2 separate regions of the Homo sapiens genome follow, and region 2 is linked to region 1. The links are chromatin loops, found by intact Hi-C in ENCODE. Cell type or tissue: chondrocyte. All regions are shown on one strand. Each heading gives the region's core, and the rest is flanking DNA. Links, peaks and the distances in the headings are about the cores only.

What was found. Hi-C counts contacts between places; a loop is a spot of excess contacts. Peaks named below come from ENCODE experiments on the same cell type or tissue, not always from the same donor. Only the 100,000 strongest peaks of a DNase experiment are listed, where the experiment ranks them.
Region 2: it touches region 1 in a loop (6-fold over the local background); 9 of 110 quality-filtered maps call a loop at or near these places.

Annotation. Positions count from the first base shown.
Region 1 is chr12:1,589,980-1,592,479 of GRCh38, reverse strand. The region is part of intron 1 of FBXL14 (F-box and leucine rich repeat protein 14); the gene reads left to right. Among named protein-coding and RNA genes, the nearest start is that of FBXL14, 3.4 kb to the left of the region's middle. In chondrocyte, for the core only: a CTCF peak has its summit at 1,227; no DNase peak of the experiment used is centred there.
Region 2 is chr12:1,531,670-1,538,445 of GRCh38, reverse strand. LOC107984507 (a long non-coding RNA gene) reads left to right here and starts at 6,254. Exons shown (of 2, transcript NR_160736.1): 1 at 6,254-6,340; 2 at 6,675-6,776. RefSeq lists enhancers at 4,389-4,538, 4,689-4,888. In chondrocyte, for the core only: CTCF peaks have their summits at 4,945 and 5,402; no DNase peak of the experiment used is centred there.

The DNA.
Region 1 (2,500 bases), core at 1-2,500:
TTTCACTTCAGCTTTCATTTGAATACTGTGATCTGGTTTTTATTTTGAAATGTATAAAAAGCAAACCCAGCTACAAAGGCCTTTTCACCCTTCCACTTTGTAACTAATCCCAGTCTCTTCTCATCACTCCTCCTCTTACAGTACTCTGCTATTCATGCTCATTTCATGTTCTTAATCTTCTTTCCTGTTTAAAAATTTTTTTTTGGAAAAAATTTGAAATCATGGTCCTTTTTTCTGCTGAATATATTCTATATATTATATATATATAAATTATATATATATATATATACATATATATGTCTGGCTACCTCGTTTTAGTTTACTTTTTTTCTGAAGCCCTGGAATTCTACAAGAGAGATATTTTGAGACTGAAACATGTTTGTGCCTAGACTGGAAAGATGCCCTTGGGTTTGTCCGTCTTTTTGTGTTGGCTTCTTCCCAGCCTCCATCCGTCCAGTGTGCCCCACTTCCACATTCTGGCTATAATTTCCTTTTTCTCCTTGTTCATTGGGATTTGAGGACCTATTTCTAAATCTTAATTTATAGCACAAATATGTGGGAGCAATGAGAGTTGAACCGTTGTTTTTGTTGGAGATGCAGATTGTGTCTTGAAAATGATGATTATATATGCAAATTCTGCCCTACCCTCACCCTCTTCCAAGTTTCCCCCCAAAAAGGTCACACAGTGCGGCTTCCTGTGGGAAACAGGAGCAGAGCTGGCCTGCAGAGCCCCTGGGGCTGTGATGAAGCTCATATCTTATCTCTGTTCTATTAACAAAATGGGAGTTTGTGGGTTTTAAAAAATTCCGTTTCTAAATGGAGGAATAGATGACTTTCTTTCTTTTGGTGGGGGTTGGGACTTGTGGCTTTAAAGAAATCACTTCTGAGTAGGATGTATATTTTCGTTGGATTTTTGTTGTTATTTCTTTAGAACCCTCCACAGCAACATGCAAGACCATGGAGTTAAAGAAACCCAGAGACCTTTATCAATTAATTGTACTGTTTGTGAATTTGTATAAATAATAACAAAGATCCTCTTAAAACGTTTATATTCTTACAGTAAAAGGTTAAACTGATATTTATATAATAAAAGAGGAAATATGAAGTATGTTTTTGAAAAAAAAAAAAAAAACAACAGCCTTGTATCTGCGAATTATTTTTAAGGCATTGTGTGCTTGGGTACATGCCAAGGTAGGAGGTGTTGTTTGTATACTCTAAGAGGACGCAAGGTGGAGTTTGGTGCATCCTATGTGGGGGTGAGTCAACTCATGGGTAGAATTTTATTCTGTATAAGGTTTACTACTGACATGTTTTGTTTCTAGAAATGTGATTAGACTGGAGATTTATATAATGTTTGGCTTTAAACTTTCAACAACGTGGAAATTTAAAGAAATTGAACAAAATGAAACTTTTTAAAAAACCAGATTTGTATGTAAGTCACAGTTTCCCCGAGTGGCCAGTTTTTCTTTGGGTGAAAATGAGATCTAGAGGTGATGTTGAAAAGTGGTTCACGACGTGGGCAAGAAAGATGGATTTTTTTTACCCTGAGAGTGGGTGTGGGGAGGATGTGAAGGTGGAAGGACTGAAGCCATTGTTGAGAAAAGTTAAAAGAGCGCTGTCCTTGCGTGCTTGCCGGCTCAGTCATGCATACTGAATCTCCCAGTGTGAGCGAGGGTCCGGGTGGAGAGGAGGAGGGCAGCTCAAGCCCTCTTTTTCACATTCCCCTCCAGGCCCGGCTGTAAGGAAGCACTTTCCTGGGGGATGGGGAGCTTGGCCAGGATTTTGCACATTTGCATTTTAGCACTTCCAATAGCCGAGGCTGGCCGCTGGATCCACTCTGTCAAGGGTTTTTAGACTGAAATCGGGGCAGATTAATGAAATACCAGAATTCCAGCAAGAGTTCCCTTTGGTAGACAGTAACAAAATAATCTGACACCCTGTGGTTTGGCTGTGGAGACCTATGGGTGTGAGTGCTCCAACAGGGGAGTGGTTCATATTCCTGGTTTCACATTGGTCTGGGTTGTTTCTGAGATTGTTAAAAAAAATACTGATCTCAGCAAGAGCTGATAAGAGTAGTATAAAACTTTCCTGGATCAACCCCTCTTTCCAGGAAGAGGGCTGGAACCCAGGTTTCTCTTGGGATAAGATTGTTTTGTAAAATGTCCAAGCTTTCTGCCTGAGCATATCACAAAAGCCGCATTGTTCCTTTTTGGAGAGTCATCACAATTGGGTCTAATTGAGCCTGACACTAGATCCATCTTCTGTTTCTTTGGGGAAGGTGTGGATCTCTTTCTTCCCACTTAGGTTACAGTGCTTAATGCCTGGAAAAAAAAAAAAGTGTGAAGCCTATTAAGAAGTAGGGACTCTGAATTAGGGTCAGCTTTCTAATCCAGCATTTGACACAACTCCTGAAGGTTACACGGCAGTGGGTTCTTAGTCTGTTTTTCTTCCAAGAGACTGCATGGCTGTACAGATTCAATTGATAAAAATTTGAGCACCC
Region 2 (6,776 bases), core at 3,523-6,022, 58 kb after region 1:
GGCAAAGGAGGCCAAGATGGGGAGGGAGCAACGGAGCAGAGGAAGAACCTACGATTTTGTTTGCTTGTTTTCAGACAAGGTCTCCCTCTGTCACCCAGGCTGGAGTGCAGCAGCACAGTCATAGCTCACTGCAGCCTCAACCTCCCAGGGTCAAGGGATGCTCCCACCTCAGCCTCCCAAGTAGCTGGGACTACAGGTGTTCACCACCACACCCAGATACTTTTTAAAATTTTTTGTAGAGATGGGTGTCTTGTTATGTTGCTCAGGCTGGTCTAGAACTCCTGGCCTCAAGCCATCCCTCCCAAAGCACTGAGATTACAGGAATGAGCCACCACGCTCAGCCTGTTCCCACTGTTAACACTCTTCCCTGCCAACAGGTGAAACCGCTGTCTTTCATCCACTTAAGTCCTTCAGCAAATGTTCACTGAACACCCACTGCGTGTCAGGCACTGTCCCATGTACTCTTTAAGATACAACAGTGGACAAAACAGACAACAACCCCTGCCCTTGTGGTGTTTCTGTTTTAGCAAGGGGAAGCAGACAGAGGACCAATAAGGGAAATATAAAATACCTGTATGTTCCATGGGTATAACAGAGAGAAATAAAGCAGAGAAGAGGGCTAGAGAATGATGAAAGGGTTATGATCTATATAGGAAAGTCACAGAAGTCCTCGCTAGGGTGAGGTCGCAGAGGTAAGTGGGGGCTGCCCACCAAGGGCTTGCAAGCCAGTGTGAGAACTTGGCTTTCTCCTGCATGAGATGGAAGGCCACTGGAAGGTTTTGAAGAGAAAAGTGACAAGATCTGACATATCACACAGGATTGCTGCCCTAACTAACTCAGAAAGACCAATTAGGAGGTGCCTCCTAATGAGCCGGGATGAGAAGGGTAGAGGAGGTGAGAAGTCATCAGGGTGCTGAGAACGTTCTGAATTTGGATTTGGCAAGAATCACTGATGGATTCGATGTCAGAAGGGAGAGAAGGGAAAAGTCAAGACTGACTCCAGGGTTTACAGCATGAGCAACAAGGAGGATGAGATGGAGAGGGCTATGGGAAGGCAGGGACGAGCTCAGAGGCATGTAATTCTGTAGAGGAGGTGCTGCTTCAGCAACACCGGTCTGGAGTTCAAGAGAGAGGAGCAGGCAAGACACAAAACCATGAGGTTCCTAAGGGTAGAGACAGTACTTACAACCATCAGAGTGTACAGTACAGTCACACGTCGCCTAACAACAGGGATACATCCTGAGAAACGTGTCATTAGGCAATGTCATTACTGTGTGAGTGTCACAGAGTGAACTTACACAAACCTAGATGGTAGAGCCTACTATACACCCAAGTGAGATGCTCTAGCTGATTGCTCCTGGGCTGCAAACCTGCACAGCATGTGACTGTACTGGATACTCTAGGCAGCTGGAACACAGTGGTAAGTATTTGTGTATCTAAACAAATCTAAACATAGAAAAGGCACAGTGAAATATCTTATGCAACCACTGTGGTCTATGCAGTCCATCATTAACCGAAACATCTTTATGCAGCGTATAACTGTACATAGAGAAGACAAGAGGTCCAAAGAGATAACCAGGTGAGCTGCTGCCGATGAGCAAGAAGAGAAACTGGAAGAGTGAGATGCTCTGGAAGCCAAGTGAAGGTCGTACAGCAAAGGGGAGGCAATGGGCCAGCAGTGGTGGCTCACACCTGCAATCCCAGAGCTTTGAGAGGCCAAGGTGGGAGGATCACTTGAAGTGGAGTTCAAGACCAGCCTGGACAACATAATGAGACCCTATCTCTACAAAAAATTTAAAAATTAGTCGGACACGGTCGTGCGTGCCTGTAGTCTCAGCTACTCACGAGGCTGAGGCAGGAGGATCACCCGAGCTTAGGATGAGCTTTGGTCAGGCTGGTCTCGAACTCCTGACCTCAAATGATCCTCGGCCTCCCAAAGTGCTGGGATTACAGGCGTGAGCCACCTTGCCCAGCCTAAAGCTGATTTTAGATATGACTTCACAGAGGTTACCTTTTTAAGAATAACAAAATGCAACAAGTTAAGATTTTGGGTGACTTCCAAATCCAGGGAACATATCAGCATTTGCTTAGTTAAAACGACAGATGCCTCTGAGATGGGGTCAGCAGGACCCCCTCCTTTTCAGCCAGGGACTCGCCGGATTCTCAACTGCGCAGGACCACGTCAGCATTGAGCTCTCCTCTCCCATCGACCTGCCTCCCTCTTCCTTCCCTTCATCAATATCACCACAAAAGCTGTCGCATCTAGAGCCCCACAAGGCTCCAGGCATGGTCCAGATGCTTTATGTACACTAGTCCTAACCACCACATACCACATAGAGATAGGTATAAAGTTACGGTTTCCAGTACACAAGTAAGAAAACAGAGACACAGAGAAGTCAGGTAACCTGCCCTACCTCAGGTGACGCAGCTGTGCTGGGGTTTGCACCCAGAAGTCTGCCTCAAAAGCCCTCCTCGTCCCAGCATATACCCTATCAATGCAACTGAAAATGCCCCCTCTTCCTTCACTCACCAGCCCCCGCTCCCAAGGGTGATATTCTAGTTCTCAATTTATATACACAATCTCTTTAAAAGTTTAATTGCTTTGATTGCAGGTCTCATACCCCCAAACAAGATTTCTAAGAAAATTCAGTAATTCTTTACTCAAAATTTCTCAGGAGAAACTTCTCAACAAATACTGGTGAAATCTATAACCTTAGGGAGGAGTCTATGACAGGCACTCAACTTTGCCCCAACCTCCCAGAGCAAGACAAGCCTCCTGTCATCTGGGGGATATTCACCGGTAAGAAAAATGGGTGCGGGGCCACTGGCCTCTTGCCCATGTCCATCCACTGGTTAAGTTCAGGAAGTGTCACCAGTGAAGGCACGACACCAGCAAGAGCCCAGGAGCTCAGGGCTGCTCTGTGGCTGCGCACCTTCGGTTCTGGGCTTGACCTCTTTAAGAGGAGCCACACTGAGAGCAGCAAACAGGATGACCACGAGCTGGCCTCAGAAAAGCTTTGTTACTTTAGATTTTTCATAACATTATATTTTTATGTTACAGTTTTTGCTTCCACAACAGGACTCAGAGCAAATCCAACAATTAATCATTTGCAGATAACTCTAAAGTGACTTTTGGGGGCTAAAGTGTGTAAACCAAGAACTTTTGAGTTCACTGCCTTTTCTAAGCCAAGGCCAGCTATCGTTTCCCAGGCCTCAGTAAATCCACTGTATAAATCAGACAGGAGTAACCTTTTAGGAGTTAGCATTTCTGGGGCTCTAGGAGGCTACAGAGGAGACTGTATACCCCTTTAAGAAAGGTTGGGGTGCCTCCCCCTAGAACTCAGGCACCAGCCCCAAAGTCACCCAAAGCTGGAGACAGAGGCTTGTCATAATCTCCCAGATGCCAGCGAACCACAGAGGCCCCTGGCAGGCCCAAGCCCAAAGCCAGGAGCACAACCTGAGCCTCCAGCTTGACCACAAACCCTGCCTCTGAGACCACGGCTGGTGAAACAGTAACTCTGTGAAAGCAGCAGGCCCAGAGCACCCCCCACCCCTCTGGTGGGGACACTCCAGGCCTGTCCACAGCAGAGGGATTCCCAAACCTGAAAGAGCTCGAGCTGTTCAGAGTGACAGGATGTTAGAGCTGGAAGGGGCCCCTGGGACCAACTAACCCAATGCTCTCACTTTATAGAAAAGACAAGCAAGGCTGGGCAAGGTGGCTCATGTCTATAATCCCAGCACTTTGGGAGGCTGAGGCAGGAGAATCACTTAAGCCCAGGAATTCAAGACCAGCCTGGGCAACATAGTGAAACCCAATTTATACAAAAAATTAAAAAAGAACAAAATTAGCCAGGCATGGTGGTGCACGGCTCCTACAATCCCAGCCACTGGGGAGACTGAGGTGAGAGGATCACTTGAGCCCAGGAGGTCGAGGCTGCAGTGAGCCATTATCATACCACTGCACTCTAGCCTGAGCAGCAGAGAAAGACCCTGTTAAAAAAAAAAAAAAAAAAAAAAAAAAGGAAAGAAAAGAAAATATTACTGAGATCCAGAGAGAAGCTACCGTGTGCACCCCAACCCACTCAAACACCCTCCCCAGCAAAACCTCAAGAAAAGACAGTGATGCAAAGGACAGGACATCCAGGTGGGTTGGTTTCTTAGGGGAGCTGGAGGTTTGGGGTGCCAAAGACCTTAGAGAATGCCCCTGTCCCTTTAAGGGCTGCACTGCTGCCAGCACCCTACGTGCTTACTCAAAGGGGATCCGACAGCCCGGCAGCCAGGCTGGGTAATGATTACAGTCAGCACAGCCCCCTGAGGACCTTAAATGACAGCTTGAGTCTAGGCTTCCTGTGATCTCCGTGCACAGTATCTGGAAGGGTTAGGGGAGAGCATCTTCCCCCAGTACCGAACCAGGTTCCAACTCACCCAGGAGGAAAGAGATGGGAAGAAAGCCACATGGGTGGAGAAGCAGCGGGGAGAGAGACCAACTTTAGAAAGCCTAGAAGAGGACTCATGCAGCACAAAGAGACCACACTGCAACCACAGGGGCGAAGAAGTCAGGAAATGCTGCCGCAGCAGCCAGCCCAGTGGCGAGACCGCAAGCCAGTGGCTCAAACTGGGATGGAGGGGGCGGAGGTTTAAATTTAGCCAGGTAAACAGAGCCGGGCCAGGGGTGGAGAGGGCCTGGTAGGGGCTGTGCAGTCACCTGCTCTCCAGAGTTGGGGCATTTCTCGCTGAAGGGAACAGTCCAGCCAGAACTGTACCAAACAGCGGATCCGTTTTCAGGGTTCCTCCAGCATGCTGCTTGGGGGAGCACACAGGCTGCGCCCCAGAGATGGACAGAAGGTTAGTTTTACTTTAAAGGGTGGCTCAGATTTAAAATGAGCATGTCTTTTCATCTTGATGGCAATATCGATGCACAATCCCTCTGCTGGATGTTTCTGGACTCGTAGATAACGGTGAAGACGCTCAACAGAAACCAGCCAAGGCTGCCCGTAAGTGGAGCTCCCACATGCTCTCATTGCCCAGAGGGCTTTTACATCTACTGCTGTTGTGTGTCTTCAGAGACCTGATGGAGTTACCCAACAACCAGTAACTACCACCACGACCACACACTCTGAGGACTGCATCCAGGACTAGCGCTGGAGCAAAGATGGGCTCTGAAGACCTGGTTAGAAGATGAAGGAGATAAATGGCAGGCGGTTTGAAAAGGAGCCAGAGAGAAAAAGCTCTCGCTGACACGAGAGCTTTTTTGGACTGACTGGTTTCTATTTCAGAGAAGACAAGGACTATCACCACACGTAAAAACTTCCCTCCATGCTAGAGAAGCCAGGCTGCGGCAATCCAGAAAGCAGCAGAACCATCCTAGAATTAAAAATTAGAACAGACCAGCCTAGTCCTCTGCCTTTCTTGACCTTGAAGAAGAGCAAACAAAAAATCTTTCAGCTGCCCCTAGAGTCAGAGGGTGAAATACACAAGGGAAGAAGAATTCCAGATTTTTTCTTTTCGCAGCATATGGCTCCCAGCAATTTTGGCAATATCCCTTTAACTTATGCTTTTTGGACAGAAAAAATTTTAGAAAAGGGTAGTTTCAAGTCAATAAGAAACCCCTGGTGATATTACAATCACCAAATGAACTAAAGAGGGGACCGGTTTCAGATACCTTGGAGAAACACACAGACACACACGCTCAATCACCTATTCATATTCAAATACATAAGATATCAGAGCCTGGGAAAGTATGAAATCCATGGGTGGAAAAAGACCAGCCAGCTCCTCCGAGCCTGGCTCCTGCTCCCCTGGCAGGCAGATCCCACAGAGTGTCACACGCCCTTGGCCTGACTGTCTTTAAGAAGAGAAAGAAAGGGAAGGGGAGATGTCTCTCCTGACTGCCTTTGGGTATTGACCCATCCATTGTCACTTTAGGTTCCTTTACTCCCTTCACGTCCTGCCCTGTTGTCCGCGCCACCTGCATCTGTTAGTAAAAAGCCCTGGTTTTAATTGTGACCCTTCCCTTGGACTGCTGGACTTGTCATCACCATGAAGACGCCAGCTCCATCACTCCTCTCACAAGGGTGCCTAAGAGGTCTCTTTCAGCACTGCCATCCTTCCAAGGAGACACACCTCCTCCTTCTTGCTATTTATAACCACGAATCTTGTGTGTCAAAGCGAGAACAGACACTATTTTGAGATGGAGGAAAACCACCCCTCAGTCTTCCACCTCTAATAGGTCGGTGTGTTTGCCAGGACCTGTGTGTGTGAGCCTAGGCAGGGGTGCGGCTGCAAGCTCCAGGTCTGGCATCCGCTCGTCTGTGCCTGAGATGGGGAGTCTTGCCTTTGCGTAAGTGAATTCTGCCGGTTAATCGGATGGCAGGAGAGGCTGGGTGCAGGAAAGGGTCCTTAGGCCTTCTGAGGGCGTGCCCGCTGCTGCCTGGGCTCTCCGTTGCCTTAGGGGCCAGCCACAGGAGGGGGCTCCCTAGGCTTCCCCCGTGTGCCTGGACGAGTGCTGGTGGCTGGCTAGCGGCTGCCCCTGCCCTGCCGAGCCAGGGTTTTCGGCTCCACACTGACGGCACGGGCACAGACGTCCCATCGCAGCTCTGGTGACTGGGCACATTCCGGGGCCCCTGGAGCAGTCTGGGGGGTTGATTCCACGATCCCTAGTTTTTCTCCTCCAGGTACCAGGCTGAACCTCTGCCCAGGGGAGTAGCAACTGGAAGCTGTTGCCAACGTGGCCAGGTGGCAAAAGCAGTGAAGAAGGGCCCGGGTGAAGTGGAGGG